2 separate regions of the Mus musculus genome follow, and region 1 is linked to region 2. The links are chromatin loops, found by intact Hi-C in ENCODE. Cell type or tissue: gastrocnemius. All regions are shown on one strand. Links, peaks and the distances in the headings refer to the core of each region. The heading gives the core; the rest is flanking DNA. Region 1 holds the start of Fxyd1 (FXYD domain-containing ion transport regulator 1). Region 2 has its middle 5.4 kb from the start of Gm10640.

Region 1 (8,453 bases), core at 408-8,407, 99 kb before region 2:
GAGGGAATAGAAACACGCAGGCCCTCTCTCCAAACCCCACAGTAGCTTCCCCTCACCGTAGGTGAATGGATCCGGTTCCTGTGGAGCTTCTAGAAAGAGAAATAAAGAGCAGCGTTAGAGTAGCTCCTGGGGTCTGTAACAGGGGAAAGTATAAGGGAGCCCTTCAGGGGCACCACTGATCTTCTTGGACTGGGAGTTTAGGTGCTACTGAGCCACTGGCAGGCTGCCAGCCTGCTCTGCGTCCTGGAACCTCCAGCACTGGTCCGGCACCCTGATATCTTGCAGATTGTTCATGTTTCCGTCACCCCGGGAATCCACCTTCCATCCACCCCCGCTGTTGCCTAGGAGACCCCTGATTTCCTGTTACATAGTGTCTAGTTTGGGGTCTCTCACTGGGTTTTCTTGGGGGGCTTTTCCCTACCTCTGCCACCCACATGGCTGAGATGCTGAGCACCTCCTTTGGACTCACCTGCACTGGCCATGGAGAGGAGACACACACACAGAGCCAGGATGTGGCCGGGAGATGCCATTGCCCTAGGGAGTCAGCCAGGGTCAAGAAATGTCCTCTGCCCTGCTCTCTTTCCCTCCTAAAGAGGATCTGAACCCGTGGGGTTAAGTCAAGGACGGCCTAAGGACTTAAGTGTCAGCCATTCAAGTTGAATGGCTCCCTTGCTTCACCCAAAACCATGTCCCTAAAACAACTCAATAATAGGGACCAGGAGACCACAGCATACACAGCAGCAAGACAGATGGGGAGAGGCAGAGTCCTGGGGGGATGGGGTGGCTCCCACAGGCTACTCCCATCCGTTAGCTGGTCCCAGAGTCTCAAAACCTACCCTTGTAAGGGAAGCAAGCTGCCTCTGGACATAGGTGGGAACACTAGGCGACATACAGCAGGACATGCCCAGCCCCACCTGCCCCTACACACCTCAACCAGTGGTCTCTCTGTACCCAGGCCGTCCCAGCTCTCCTGCCCTCGGCCGCCTGCCCGCTCTCTCCCTGACCCTGGGTATAAATATCTCCCACTTCACCCGGGAGGAATTTGCTGCACACGGGCCACCATGGCAACAGCTCCCCCCCCAAAGACTCAGGGGGTCCTGTATAACACTGCTGGGGTGAGGCCCAGCCAGGAGCCACATCCCTACAGGCCACCCCATCTCCTTTTCTTGAAGCTGTGAGAAAAGGGGGAACATCCCTCTCTTTGTCCACCTCTGGGTGACATCTTTCACAACAAGACTTTAGGCCAGTGAGTGACAGGCGGCCCATGCCTGAGAGAAGTCAGATGTTGTTTCAGGGACACACATACGGGCACAGACACATTTATGTACAGGTACACACACACACACAGAGTGGGTGTAGCTGGAACAGGAGCAAACAACACCCTCTCCCCAAACTGTTGATTAGAGAGCGCAGGGTTTAGACATAAGCACATTCTCTCGCTCTGGGCCTTCTGTGCCCCCCAAACAGAGACAGAAACAGACCTATACAAATGAGTATCTGAGCCTCACCCCCTGCCAGGGGTCTCGCAGTGGCCGCTGAAAAAGGGAGGAGTCTCTAACTCTCCCGCCCCTGTGCAACCCCTGTCCCCACACTCTCTCCTCCCTCTTGGGTCAGGCCTGCCTGAGAAGCCACAGGCTGGCCACTCTTGTTCCCAAAATAGGCCTCCCAGCTAGGGGAGCTGAGGGGCCCGGAGGGAGGGCTGGGGGACGCTCACCCCATTCACGCTGTCCCCTGTTGACAGAAGACCCCCAAATGTCCAGCTGTGCACCCTAGGAGCTAAGCACTTTGGACCCCCTGGCCCAGAACTGGATGCTCCACCCCCGCAGGCTCCCCTCCTGGCCACACCCCACTCTTGCCCTCCCCAACGAGCAACTGAAACTGGAGCCCAGGCTGGAGGGGGGCCAGGGGGCGGCCCCCAGCCCAGACTGCCCTGGCCCGCTAGCTAGGTTAACTCTCTCAGCACAGTCCCAGGAGCAGCATGTGATTGCGTGTGGACTGGACTATGAGAGGACACACACACACACACACACACACACACACACACACACACACAGAGAGAGAGAGAGAGAGAGAGAGAGAGAGAGAGAGAGAGAGAGCGCAAGAGAGAGAGAGAGAGAGAGAGAGAGCACAAGAGAGAGAGAGAGAGAGAGAGAGAGAGAGAGCGTGAGCGCCAGACCAGGGTCAGAGTGTGTTTTCTGCTAGGTTTCCTGGGAATCAGCCCATCTGGGGACTAAGGTCACACAGCCTAAGTACTTTCGAGGCCACTGACCTCTGACCCAGTGTTCTGCCAGCCTTTGATAACTAGAGTGTTGTTTTGTTTTGTTTCTTTGATTTTAAATGTGTGGTGCTTTTATTTTGCATGTATGTTGTGCTGACTCAAAGTCACCAGGAGTAACACACACACACACACACACACACACACACACACACACACACACACACAGGCTATCTGTGCAGTGATATAGTTGGGCTGTAACAAGACTCGGGAACCAGAAGCAGAAGGATAGAGAGTTCAAGGTCGGCCTGGCCTGTAGAGTAAGTCTGAGGCCAGCCTGAGCTACATAGAGAGATATACAACCCTTCTTTTAAAAAAAAAAAAAAAAAGAAAGAAAGAAAGAAAAAAAGAAGGAAAAAATTACATTGCCGTGCTTCTGTCTGCAATGACACACAGTGAGATACTATCACACACAGGCCGCAGGAACACATCAACGACAGACTCACCCAGTCCTCCCATTCCCACACCACAGGAGGTGAGGGCTGTGAGCTTGAACACACAGCTGAGCACATAGGAACACAAGCACAACAACAAATTGACCGTGGCGGCTCCTCTTCCACATGGCTGTCTGCAGTGCACACACTGTATACATACCCCGTGCATGGGTCACCAGTAAACTGGCACACAGTAAAAAGCTGTCTATACTGTCACAGACAGAGGACCATACCCTCAAAGGCCACAGACTTACATTTCATCTTGAAACCCCCATGCCCTTAGCTCAGATAGCCGTGTCAACACCGTGGGGAATCACTTCCGATGTTCTCCCAGGCCAGACCACTCCAAAGGCTTTAGAGACAGAGAAACCAGGGGCCAAGCATGGGTTCAAGGTTCTTGTTATGTGACCTTGGACTGATCTTGATACCTCACTATCCCTTCTCCTGTCCTGGACTACAAAATGGAGAAGCTGCTAATACCGTATCTACAACTCCTGGCCAGGCTCAGAGGTCCATGAACTTGACATTTTCTTGTCATCTCCATTTTAGAGATTGGTAAACTGAGGTCTAGGTAGCCAGAACTGATTTTCCTTAAGACATCTGACTGGTCAACCAAATGTCCCCAGTCTTAAGCAAGCAAACAGCAGCCCAGACCCTGCTCTACAGACCCTGTCACTAGTCTCAGAGATCCCTGTGTCCCAGTATCCCTGGTTAAAGATAACCCTGGAGTTTACACAGAGCCAGGGAGGCGAGACAGGCAGTTAGCTAATTCCAGACCAGTCCAGCCAGAGTGACTCTGAAGAGCTTACTGCCCCCAGGGTGTGACAGCACAATGCTTTATTGCTGTGTGACGCTAGGCTGATGACTTAGCCTCTCTGTGCCTCAGTTGTTCCTTCTGTAAAATGGAAAGTATTTGCCACAGAGGGAAGTGGTGTGATTATCTAGAACAATCCGTGCGAAGCAGCAAGAACCCTGGTTGGTGCACAGTAAACTTCTGTTTGCATTTACAAAGTTCCAGGTTTCCACTTCATCTTTCTCATGGCAAACTGGAGTGAGGTGCTGCTGGAATGGGTCAGGCCTGTCACTGGCCCCTTTGTGGCCCTAGCAGAAAGCTCTCTAATTGTTCTCTCCTGTTTGTTTGGAGACAGGCTGTTATTCTGCACCCTGTCGTTGGCTTCAAACACACTATGTAACTGAGTCTGTCTCTGACTTGTGACCTTTCCTGCCTCATCGGCTGACGACTGGGACTACAGCTGCCATCCCCGCTCTGAACCTCAATCCGTGTCCCTGTGTATGGCTGGAGATGTGGCTCAGTTTGCAGAGTGCTTACTTAGCACCCCTGGAGTCCTGAGCTTGGTCCTCCGCATCACAGAACCTGGCAGTGATATCACAGAGGAGGAGGCAGGAGGGTCAGGAGATCAAGGTCACCCTTGACTATGTACCAAGCTCAAGGCCAGCCTGAGTTACATGAAATCCTGCCTAAAAAAAAGTTGGCCCCAAACCTGACTGATCCTCAAAGCTGTTTTGTTCCCTCACTGAGTCCTCTCTTCAGTCTGGGGATGGATGAATAGTATGAATTATCCCACTGACAAATGGGGAAACTGAGGACCAGAGAGACTAAGTAACTCTACTGAGGCAACACAGGACAGGGCAGGACCCCAGATCTGTTTGGCTGCTGTCCTCCGACAGCACTTCAATGGCAAGAGGCTACCTGTTCCTCAGCCTTTTAACTCCAGGCAATGAAGCTGCCGCTCCTACTGAGCTAGAACCGACAGGCCCTATGAAGCTGATCATGTGTCTCATGCCTCAGTTTGCCCCATTTTAGGAGCCAGGATTGTAAATCAGGGATGGCAACACCCCACCTCACAAGGTTGTTGTGACATCAGTGGGCTAACACACAGAAAACCTGGCACACAGTCGAATGTGGTGGCATGTCATCCAGCACTTACGAGGCTAAGCTAGGAGAACCTTGAGCTTGAGGGCTGCTTGGGCTACAAAATGAATCACGGACCAATCTCAAAAGCAAACAAGCAAGAAAAAGAACAATAAAAAACAAACAAGCAAACAAACAAACAAACAAACACAGGGGCATGGGAAGGACCAGGATGTTAGGTGAGTTATGTGTGAGTTACAAATTTTTCTTGTTTAACAGAGGGAAACTGACCGGGCTATGGTGGTGCATGCCTTTAATCCCAGCACTCGGGAGGTAGAGGCAGGCGGATTTCTGAGTTCGAGGCCAGCCTGGTCTACAAAGTGAGTTCCAGGACAGCCAGGGTTATACAGAGAAACCTTGTCTTGAAAAAACAAACAAACAAACAAACCAAAAAAAAAAAAAAAACAACAACAACAAAAAACAAAAAAAAAAAGAAAAGAAAAAAAAACATAAAAAACCAGACAGAGGGAATCTGTCTTAGTTTCTAAAAGGATGAAAACACCCAGTTATCCACAAATCCTTGAATTCCAACCTCCAAGGAGAGGACACAGAACAATACGGAGGGGCCCTGAGCCAACGTCCTGGGGCTGTAAGTTAGTCATGAGAACGACATTGAAGCTTTAGGACGAAGCTCGATAGATTTGATGTGGAAGAGAGAGGTGGCATTAGTGTTTGTATCCAGTCTTGGATTTCATAGAGTTAATTACAAGGGATCTTCTGGAGGAGGTCTGGCTTTGGGGCAGGGCAGCTGTCCTACCGATGGTGACCACCAGGGGGAGCAGCTGGCCTGGTGCTGGCCTGGTGGTGCTTTGGTGAGTGGGTGGACCACACCCTCCAAGAGAAGGGGCTGGCCAGGAACAGCTAGGATATCCCCCATCCCCCAGTGGCTTCTCCTCTTAGCCCTCCCATCTGCAGTCTGCAGAGCCATCTGGTCTCCACCCTGGGGACATCCTTCCCACTCTCCCCAACTGGGGTTGAGTGGGGACTCTGATGAGGGGGTTGGTTGGAAGTGCCTAGGGTGGCAGCCTTGGCAGCCCCGCCCCCTCAAAGGCCATTCAATTCTTTTCCTGGGCCTTTTCTTCTGATGGCCTCTGACCTCCTCCTTCCTACCCTTCTGCTAGGCACATCCCAGGCCACAGCAAGTGAGATCAGTGTGGGAGGACACCCAGAAAGTACTGGAAACTTGAAACAGGGAAGGGAAGTGAGAGTTAGGACAGTCAGACAGACAGACCATCACACACACACACACACACACACACACACACCCCAGAGACCTAAAGGTCAAACCAGAGAGACAAAGACAGAAAGGCAGAGATCACAGAGGATGGGAAATAGAATAATAGAAAGATAGGGAGAGAAAGATATTGATAGAAAATCGCACACTCCAGATACAGGAAGAGAGGCACAGGCTGGAGGAGGGAACAAGGCCAGCCAGCCACAGGACAGCCTGGTCAGTAGCAAGATCGAGAGGCATCCCACGGAGATGTAGTGATTTGGGTCTGGCAGTGTGGGGACAGAGGGAGCCTGGGCTGGGGCAGGGGCATGGGAGGGGCGGGCATCTTGTTGTTCCTGTTGGCTTGGGCTGGGGCAGGAGTGGCCTGGAGTCCCCCCAAAGGAAAGTGCCCTCCACACTGCTCCTGCTCCAAGGAGAACACCCTGTGTGAGGGCTCCCCCGAGCTGCCTGAGAGCTTCTCCACCACGCTCCTGTCACTGTGAGTGCCAGGCCCTATGTGGGCCGAAAGGGAGGGAGGAGACCTGAGACTCCAGGATTTGGGGTGGGGTGCCAAGGTCTCTCAGAATCTTGGACACCAAAGAATTCCAGCCTGTCTGAAAGATTTGGAAAGGTGCAGGTTGGGGGGGGGGTTCCCGAAGGCAAGGGGGAGCAGTGGCAGCACTTATCCAGGGGCTGGATGCTGCCAGGGACCTTGGCCACATGTGTAGGGGGGAATAGGAGACACCCCAGGCCAACATGGCAGGCCAAGGCCTCCAGAGCAGCCAAGGCCTCTGATTTGAGAGAGGAGAATTGGAATGTTTTTTTTTTTCTGCTCACTAATCTCTGATCGTGTCCCCAGCTCTCTCGTCAGGATGGGGGTCTCCCGGCTGAAGGCTGGCAGCTTCTTAAAGATGCCGTCATTGCACCTGCTGTGAGTGTGGCCTGGCTGGGCTCACAACACACTGCTTAAGAGAATAGGTTTTCTTGCCTGGGGATGGGAGGCTGTGTGCATGCATGCACTTGTGTGTGTGTGTACACGTGCGTGCATGTGTATGGTGTGTGTTGCATGTATTTTGGGGTGTGTTGTGCTCATGCATGTGTGTGTGCACATGTGTGTATATGCGTGCACTCATGTGTGTGGTGCGTATGCATACATGTGTGTGGGGTGTGTGCACGTATGTGGGATGTGTGTGTGCTCATGTATGTGTGTGTGTTCCCACACATATATGCATGGGGCTTTTCAGACACCTGTGAGGACGTGTGTGCATCATGTGTGTCAGTTCAGATAGCTCCACGCTTGTATGTGTGTCTTTGGGTTGGATGGGACTAAGGGTACAGTAAGATACAGGTCTGCAACTCTGACAACACTGCCCTGCCCTTCCCCAGCCTCTTCACATCCAATACCTTCTCTGTAATTGAGGGTGATGCCTTCATCGGCCTGTCCTACCTGCAGTACCTGTGAGTATAGCCAGAGGTTGGGAAGGGTGGGCTTGGAGGTATGGGAGAGCCTCTCTGTGACTCTCGGAGGAATGGGAAGGAGGGAGGTGGTTTGCAGATGGAGCCACCTGGACAATGGTAGGCTCCTAGGAGGAAGTCTGCAGTGTGGGCAGCTCAGGTCAGAAGTAAATCTCACCTCTGTGTATTTCAAGAGTTGGAAAGAAAGCTGGGCCTGGTACTCAGGCCTGCAATCCCAGCTTTTTCAGGAGATCGAGGAAGGAGGATGGCTAATTCAAGGCCTGTTTGGGCCCTGTCTCATAAAGAATAAGAAATAAAATAAACTAAAAGACTAGAAGTGTATCTCAGGAGAAGGTGCTTGCCTAGCATGTGTGAGACCCCAGGTTTCAGTTCTAGCCCAGAAAACCAAGATTCAACAAAGGACCAGACTCCATTTTCCTGACGCAGGGCCACTCCAGGAAGGCAGTGTACAGAGAGGTCAGCAGCAGCAAACATGTCAAATTACTGGGACACCACTTATGCATTGACCATGTGACAGTAGGGGATGTCGAGGCTGGATCAGATGGCAGAGCGGGTGACTGTAGGACAAGGTTGAGGTCCTGCTGGTAGCCTGGTGTCGCTGGTGTGGATGATGGTCTGTAGGGGATGATGGTCTGTCCCTGGTAACTGTTGGAGGAGAAATGGTGGTTATGTTGCTACTGATGAAATGGGAGGGACGTCGACCAAAATGACTGCCACAATAGTGTTGGTGTTATTAGAAATATCTACAAGGTGTATGGGGCTGGTGCTTGTGCATATTATAAGTGTAGAGGTATGTGATATAGTATGTGCTGATGTTGATCATGGCTATAGATGGAATGTGGGTCGTTTTCTAGGTTTGTGTTTTGGGGGCCTTTTTTTTTTATTTGTTTGTGGTGTTTGTTTTGTGGTGCTGGGAATGGAAACTGGGCAAGCTGGGAAAGTAGTTCCATATCCCTCACTGGGGCATTCGAGGCAGCGGCTCTACCACTGAGCCATCCCCTCAGCCCCTCACTGAGGGATTCTAGGCAGGGGCTCTACTACTGAGCCACGACCCTAGCCCTTTACTGGGGGATTCTAGGCAGGGGCTCTACCACTGAGCCACACCCACAGCCCCTCCCTCAC
Region 2 (8,453 bases), core at 205-8,204:
GACTTCTGTGGGTGGTTGGTCATTTTAGTTGGATTTTTGTTTGTTTGTTTGTTTTAGATGAATTAAGCTGTTAAGCTTATGTGGTATTAGAGGACTTTGGGAGGCAGAGGCAGGAGGATTGCTGTGAGTTTTAGTCCCGCTTGGTCTACAAAGAGAGTTTGGACTTGCCAAGGTAATGCAGGAAACAGTCTAGAAGGAAGGAAGGAAGGAAGGAGAGAGAAAGAGAAAGAGAGAGGAGGAGAGAGAGGAGGGAGGGGAAGGGCTAACTAAGTCCCTTAGTGTTAAGTCCCACGTGGTGTTACACCCTGTTGTTCCAGCCCTCTGGAGGCTGAAGCTGGAGGACCATGAGTCTGAGCCTAGACAATAAAGCATGAGCCTGTCTCAAAAACCAAACAGGGCTGAAGAGCTGGCTTGGTGCTTAAGGACTGTTCTGCTTTGGCCACGGACCTGAGTTAGGTTCCCAGTAAGCATTTCCTCCAGCGCCAGGGGATCCAGTATCCTCCTCTGGCCTCTGCAGGCACTCACATGCACGTGCACAGGTGCTCATGAGGATGCATTTAAAAAATACACCTTTAAAAACAGATAAACTATAACGTTTACCACCAAAGGCCCAAGTGCCTACTCCTCTTGTCTCTGCCTGTCTATTGCCCTGAAGTCTGTGTGGATCACTCCTGTGCGGTTTTGCTACAACACAGGAGTCAACAAGCCAGCCTCAGTATTCAGTATCGTTGAAAGATACAACTAGTTCCCATTGTATCCTTCTACAGTTTGACTCTCCCACTTGATCATCCTTGTTTCTGAGACTTTTTTGGTGCTGGCAGAGCTGTGCTTCCTAAACATTTGGTCCTTCTCAGCATCCATAGCTGGGGAGAAACCCCAGCACACAGTTCTTTCTATTTAAGGTCAGTCTGTCGGGTTCTTTCCTTTGCTGATACTTTGTCCTTGAACCTCTTGTTTTCAGTCTCCCTGGGCTAGAAGTTGGTTTTCTTTGAAGAAGTTTTGTTTGAATGTTTTACACCCACCTGTGAGCCACAACAGGAAATAGCTCTTGTGATGGCTTACAAATATGTCTTGCCACTAGAGATGCAGGAAACCACACTTGCCCTCACTTTGTCTTGTCCTTGGTATTATTTTTAATTTTTAAAATTATTTTTAAAAAAGATGTTTTGATGTTTTTGATTAGTGTATGTGTGTGTGTGTGTGGGGGGGGGGGGAATGAAGATGTTGCATATGATGGAAACCAGAAGAAGGTATCTGATGCCCTGGAGCTGGAGTTCTAAGTGGCTGCGAGCTGCCTGATGTGGGTGCTGGGAACCTAATTTCGTTTCTCTGCAAGAGGAGCACTTGTTCTTAAGCTCTGAGCCATTACCTTAGGCTGTTTCGCACGTCAGCCTATTTCCATTTGGAAACCAAATTCTGGTTACAGTCTGCCACCTTTGCTTCCTAGTATCATCCAGGCCTCACCTACATTCAGCCTGTGCTGGGAGCCTTCTTGCCAACAGCATTCAGTTGGGCCCACAGTCACTGGTCCCGAAGCACATTCTGGGCCTTTATTTGTGGCTTGTGCTGACTTAATTTTGCTGACTTCAGTGGACTGATGCAACTAGAGCCTTTCAGGGCACAGCTTTGAGTGTGTCTGGGAGTGCATTTCCAGAGTGTGTGTGTGTGGGGGGGGGGGGGGGAGTAGCCCTGAATGTGTGCCACATAGTCCTGAGCTGGGGTCCCAGACTGAATACAAGAGGAGAAAAAGAGAAAAAGAGCATAGGCTGGTGTGCCCATCTCGCTGTTTCACGGTCCTCAGAGATGCGAGGACCTGAAGCCATCTGCTCTTGCTGCCACAGCCTCAAGACTCCCTTAGTACTGTACCTTCCTTATCATGATGAATGATACCTTTAAATCATGAACCCAAACAAACCCCTCTGTAATGCCTTCTTGTCAGGTATTTGGTTACACGTAAAAAACCATAACTAATATACACATCTATTTCATGGCCTCGAATCAGGTCTCATGGGCTCAGGCTAGACTCTAATTGAGCTTCAGCACGTTAACCAAAAGGAGCCCACACTCGAGCTGAGGCAATACAAACAACACCTCCCATTCCATTCCCAAGACTGACCTGTCCTGCGGCAGACACTCCAGGTCCAAGGTCTGAAATCGTGGTGTAGTGGGGGTGCCTGGAGGTGACTCTCCATCACTGGATGGAGTTATGTGAATAGTAGGCACCCCCAAGAGCCTCCAGGATTTAGGGGAGAGGTCCTGGACTTTGTCAGTCTGTGTCTGTTGCTCAGTTGGAGATCCTGCCGAGTCCTGGTTCCCATCCTGGGCCCCCTGGGGAGCCCAGGGCAGCAGAGGGAGAAGGTCAGCCATGAGGAAGAACTTGGACAGCAGTGTGGCCCCTAAGGGAGAGAAAGGAGATGCAAATCAGAGAGCCCTGTCCAAGTACAGTTTGGGGTAGGGGGCATTGCAGAGGTTTGAGTGATATTCCCACTGCTGCTGACATGATACCCTCATGACTCTGAGATTCTGTTTCTCTCTCGTCATACTAAAGGCCCTATAGAGATAGAATATTCCAGAACAAACAGCCAGTGCTGAGCGTCCAGCCGCATAGAGCTCAGCTCAGAGCTCACAAACAGCTTGGTAAACATCTGTTGGTGTCCCCAGGATGGGTGTCTTCCCTGAGCATTCTCTGTGGCTGTAAGGCCCAGACAGCATGCTCTCTGTACACACCAGGGCCAGGAAAAGATCCAGCCCGCACTGGGCTTCCAGCATAGCTAGCTAAGCTGGGACAGAGAAAGGCAGACTTAGGACTTCCCTTTGGTGTTTTTCTCAATGCCTCAACCAAAACACACAAAGGGAAGGTGTCTTACACAGGCAGGAGGAAGCAGGCCCCTACTCTTGACACCACTTAACAGTAGGGCTGGCAATGCCAGCCCAGAGCTTGTGTCTCCTCACAGCAGAAGACAGCAAAGGCTTCTGCAATCCAGCTCACTGGGGACCAGGGAAGGGTGACTTTGGTTTAAAGAAGACCCTGACTCTCAGGCCTGGCTTGGACCTTGCCAGCACTCTGGAGACCCAGGATCCCTACCTTGTGAGTTCTTCCTTCAGTCTTACAGGATTCAGACCTCTAGTACAAGAGAAAGTCTGGCCCTTCCTTTTCTCCCTGCGTTGGGCTGGGCCAGAGACTCATGACCTTCAGGCCGGAACAGCTAGTCTGAGTGGAGTCCTGTTACCCTGGGGCCAGCTGTTCCTGGAAGAAAGTATAGAGTGGGGGAGGGGGAGGTGTTCCTACTACCGAGGGCACCTAGAGAAGGCTTCCTTCTCTGCCCTTTCTCCTTCACTCTGCTTGTTCAAACCTCTGATGGTCTGCTGCTTGTGCTGGCCTGCAGTGTAGCTTCTGCTCTCTGCTTCCCAGAGCTGCCGCTTCAAGTTCAGAGACCACCCCGACGGTCAGAACCCTCCCCTCATCTTCTCACTCTTGTGCACATCTCTGTCCCACACCAGCATTCCACACAGAGTAAACGAGGTGCTACCCCGCCCCGCCCCCCCCCCCCCCCCGCCAATATTTATGAGTGCCCTTGTGAATGGCTCCACCGAGTGCGAATCGCCCGCATAGGTTGTGGTCCTGGAATACTTGGTCGCCAGCTGGTGGCGTTGTCTGGGGAGGTTGTGGAACTTTTAGGAGGTGGAGCCTTGCTGAAGGAAGGACATCACTGGGGCAGACTTTGTGGGTTTCTAGCTTCTTGTCACTTCCTTTCCCCGCCCCCCATTTCCCCCTGTTTCTCTCTCCTTCCTGTGTGTGGGTGGGAATGTTACCCGTCAGCTTCCTTGCTTCTGGTACCGTGTCCTGCCTATTGCCGGGCCTTTCCCACCATGATGGATTCTGTACCACTGGAACCATATGCCAGAATAAACCCTTTCTTCCTTAAGTTCCTTTTGCTCATATTTTAGCTCAGCAACAGAAAAGTAACAAAGCAATGCCCCCTACAGGCACACCTTGGGAATGCTGGGTTGCCCTCTGGTAGTGGTCTTTGGGAAGCTCTGGCAACTTTGAGAAATTAGACTTACCCAATGGAAGAAGGGTTCCTGGGGGGGGGGGCACCCTTGAGTATATCTTGGCCCTGACCCCTTTCTGTGTCTCTTTCACCCTGCTTCCTGTACCCCCGTGAAGGGAGAAGATTCCCCCTATCACACCCTCCCACCAGCATGATTTTCTATCCGTGCACACAGGGGCCAAGAGGCCATGGCTTCGATCCTCTGAGATCCTGTTCTTTCTTTAAGTGTTTCTGTCCCGGTCACAGCAGCCAGAAAAGGAATACCAGGCTGCCTTAGGCCACACCCCATCCCACTCTGCCGCGCTTCTAGAAGCCTCCAGGACTTTCCATTTGGAACTCACCACTTGGTTCTTCCTCTATTAATTTCCCCACGTCGCTGTCTGCAGCCAAACAATGCATTTCAGTTGTTCTTACTCTTGAGTGTTATAAAATTCGGCCCTACCATGTGTTATTTTCTAAGACTTTTTTTTTTTTTTTCTTATTCAGCAAATACAGTAGTGCCTCTTAACTTTGGGGGATGCTTCAAAGTGATGGCTAACACACACTTCCTGGATACATTGGACAAAGCTGTGTTCCACATCCTGGGTAGGACAGACCAGAACCTCACAAACGTTCACTCCTACTTAAGGGGGTAACACGAGTTACAGTTTATGGACTAATCATTTCTAGAATTTTCCATTTAACATTTTTAGATCACTACAGAATAGGGATCATTCATTGGAAGCCTATAACGTGAAGCCACAGACAAGAAGAACCAGGGTACTTATAAGATTCCCCCATATGTCTGAGGTTAGCTATACTTCTTCTATCTTACCCAGTATACAATTTCCACTGTAGGAATGGATGACAGCTTATGCATTAATTTTTCCATGTCCATAGACAGTGCATTTGTATTTGTTTTTGTTTCTGTTTTGTTTTGTTTTTGGTTTTTTTTTTTACTGTGATGAGTGGATTTGGAATGCTGTGCCTATGTAAGTAAGAGATCTACTCATTGCCAGCCACCCCTGCCTCATCTCCTAAACCTGATCCAGAGTGGTTGGGCTGGACCTGTTGAGCTGCTCTAAAGCCCAGAGCTGTAAGAATACTTCAATTACATCAAACCCATACTCAGTCTTGGCATTAAATGATGCCATCTTTTCCTCTTACATCAAGGAACTTAAGAGTCAACTTAAGTTCTAAAAGAGTGAAAAAAATTAATGGTGGAAAGCTGACTGTTCTGCTCTGTTCAGCCTCCTTTCTGACACAGGCCTTTCCCTAATGTGAAAATCTGAAATCCCAGACCTCTAAAATCATGTCACAAGTCCGATGGTTTGGTGCATACAAACTTTGCATCGTACATGAAATTATTAAATACGTTAGTTAAAATCACCTCCGGGCTCTGTGTAGAAGACATATATAAAACACAAATAAATTCTGTAGTGCCATCTGGGTGGATAACATATACTGCGTGGATTCTCAGGGCAAAGTTGTGGTTCACATCCCGTGTAGGATAGAGCAAGTCTGCATAACACTTCATCCTGCTACTGGAATAGAACACAGTTTTCTATTTAGAAATATTCATAGCAGTGCAAAATCACAGTTATGAAGTAGCAATGAAACAATTTTGTGGTTGGAGTTCCCACCACACGAGGAGCTGTATTAAAAGGTTGCAGAATTGGGAAGACAGAGAACCACTGCCCCATGGGGTCAGTGTCCCTCATACATGCATGGTCTTGGCCTGTTAACTTGTAGTGAGGAGGCTCAGCCTTTGCTTTAATGAAGAGCCAGTGAAGAAGTGAGGTAAGAATGTTTTACAGAGAAAGGCTGGGGACCTCTCAGTGGGTCAAACGTTTGCTTTGCAAATGTGAGGAACTGCGTTTGTATCACCAGACCTCTTGTAAAATAGGGCATTGTGTCATGTGTCTGTACTCTTAAGTATTGCTGTGGTCAGGTAGAAGACAGAGACAGGAAAATCCACAGAAACCAGCGGGGCCAGCCAGCTCTGAGGGACAAACAACAGAAGAAGGAACCTGTCTCAAAGTGGAAGGAAATGAATGACCAGCACCCAAGGTTGTTCTGTGACCTACACTCATATGCAGAAGCACACGCACGCACACACACACACATTTACACATAAGCACACTAAAGGAAAACATGTTTTATAGCAAAATACTGAGAGGTCTGTGGAGAAAAGCTCATTAGAGGCACCACAAAAACTCTGAAGGGATGGTCAGTCCAATGGGCACCCGGTGAGAAATGGTCACCCTGGGAGTCTATGGTGATTACAGAATGATCATGTTGTCCTGGGTAGCTGTCACACTGTCCCTCACCTTGGGCCTGGCACATCAGTTCCCAGAATGCACATGCCATCCTAGCCTGGGGTTATAAACGTTAGCACAGTCTATGGACATTTTGGGAGAGCTGGCTTTACAGTTAGTGTAAACTTCAGTCACAGTTGGGACAAGAGAGAGAGAAAAACAGAGAGAGAGAGAGAGAGAGAGAGAGAGAGAGAGAGAGAGAGAGAGAGAGAGAGAGAGAGAGAGAGAAACACACACAGAGAGAGAAACACAGAGAGAGAGAAGCCTAAAGACAGTTTTGAGTTTTTTTCTAAATCTTTGAATGTAATGACCTTGGAAACTGGAGAAGCACATGTAGTGGTTTGAATGAAAATGGGCCCCATAGGCTCATATATGGATGTTTGTACTCCAGGGAGTGGGACTTCTTGAGAGGGATTAGGAGGTGTGGCCTTGTTGGGGAAAGTGTGTCACTGGGGGTGGGCTTTGAGGTTTCAAAAGCCCATGCCTGACTTATGGTGCATTCTCTCCCTGTCTCCCTGTCTGTTTGTCTGTCTCTCTGTGTCTGCCTCTTTCTCTCTGTGTCTGTCTGTCTGTCTCTGTGTGTGTCTGTTTTTGTCTCTCTTTTGCTCTCTATGTCTGCATGTCTCTCTTCCTGTCTGTCTGTCTGTCTGTCTGTCTGTCTGTCTGTCTCTTTCTCTCTGACTGTGGATCAGGATGAGGAGGTAGCTCTCAGCTACTGCTCTAGTAACCTTGTGCTCTTCCATGCTCCCCATCACGATGCTAATGGACTAAACCTCTGAAACTGTAAGCCAGTTCCAGTTGAATGCTTTCTTTCTTAAGAGTTGCCTTGCTCATGGTGTCTTCTCACAATAGTACTCTGACCAAGACAGCACATATGTGGGGCTCAGTGGTTAAGAGCCCTGGCTCTTCTCACAGAGGACCTGGTTTGATTCCCAGCACCCACATGGCAGCTCACCACTGCCTGTAACTCCAGTTCCCTCAGATCCTGTGTCCCCCTCTGCCCTCCTTGGGGACATGGTACACATACATACATATATACACATATACACATATACACATATACATACATACATACATATATACATACATACATATAGGCAAACACTCATATGCATAAACTAAATAACTATTTTAAGAGACTAAGCATATATGAATAGAAATAAAATCTCAGACACAGCAGGAAAATAGGGAACAGCCCTGTTTTTCCAATATCTAAGCTCTGTGGACTGAATAATAGCCTCTCTGTTAATCAGTTTCCTGTTACTGTCATGAACACCCCAAGTGATAATCTGTAAAAATTGCTGGGAGGTTTCTGTCTATGAACCATCATCTTCACTGCTTTGGCCTGTGTTGAGCCAACATTTTGTGGGGGAGGTCCATGGGGAAGCTGATTACCTTGGGGTCCAGTCTAGGTCTCTTCTCCATTGTGTCAATGACATAACTTCCTGCTACTAGCCCTGTCCCTTCCTAATAACATCAGCTGTGAAGTGGGTTTTGAGTACTAGACCTTTGGGGGTCATTTCTGTTGTAAATGATAGTGTTGCCTTTATACTGAGTCTTCCTTTCCACATTCAGGGGAGAGACAGGGTCATGAGACTGCCCACCAGAGCCCCAGATGAGATGGGACTGAAGAGTCTGTGTCCTTCCTAGGATTCCCAACATGAAGATGGATGAGCAGTTAGCATCCACAGTCAGCCATCACCATTCTGTGTGGGGCCATCTCTACTCCGTGTGGGGCCTGGGCCATGCAGGCTTGTGTATTTCTGATAAATACAGGAAGTTGTAGCAGAGTGGTCACACACACACCTCTGGTACAGCAAGATTTATGTTTCCAGCCAACTGTGGTTCTTTGGTTTGGTTTTCTTATCTTTTCCTGAGTCCTCCCACGCACGGTGTCTTGACACTCTGCTACGCCTCACCAACATTCTCTGTTATGTGAAAGACTTCTGTTGCGAATGTGTGTGGTTTTGACCAGACCCTGTTGCATTCTTATTGCTTGGGAAAGTGCAGAGTTGTTTTCATTTTTAAGAAGGAGTTCTTGCTATACAGCCAGGCTGGCCTTGAACTGGTTATTCTCCTGCCCTCAACCCCTGAAGGGTTTGAG

The links. Hi-C counts contacts between places; a loop is a spot of excess contacts. Peaks named below come from ENCODE experiments on the same cell type or tissue, not always from the same donor. Only the 100,000 strongest peaks of a DNase experiment are listed, where the experiment ranks them.
Region 1: a loop joins it to region 2, with 2.4 times the contacts of the local background. A loop is called at or near these places in 3 of 42 quality-filtered maps.

The regions. Positions count from the first base shown.
Region 1 is chr7:31,053,837-31,062,289 of GRCm38, forward strand. Fxyd1 (FXYD domain-containing ion transport regulator 1) reads right to left here and starts at 1,820. Exons shown (of 8, transcript NM_019503.4): 1 at 1,715-1,820; 2 at 470-534; 3 at 57-89. The coding sequence starts at 1,719. It overlaps Lgi4 (leucine-rich repeat LGI family, member 4), which reads left to right and starts at 6,099. Exons shown (of 9, transcript NM_144556.2): 1 at 6,099-6,354; 2 at 6,715-6,786; 3 at 7,242-7,313. The coding sequence starts at 6,185. Gm38984 (a long non-coding RNA gene) reads left to right here. Exons shown (of 3, transcript XR_881944.2): 3 at 3,858-3,878. In gastrocnemius, for the core only: a CTCF peak has its summit at 5,407 (motif pointing right); DNase peaks (open chromatin) are centred at 1,856, 5,455, 6,368 and 6,723; H3K4me3 peaks cover 4,023 bases; H3K27ac peaks cover 7,339 bases.
Region 2 is chr7:31,152,751-31,161,203 of GRCm38, forward strand. It overlaps a transcript of Gramd1a not described here. Among named protein-coding and RNA genes, the nearest start is that of Gm10640, 5.4 kb to the right of the region's middle. In gastrocnemius, for the core only: a CTCF peak has its summit at 3,992 (motif pointing left); a DNase peak (open chromatin) is centred at 3,984; H3K4me3 peaks cover 3,643 bases; H3K27ac peaks cover 4,264 bases.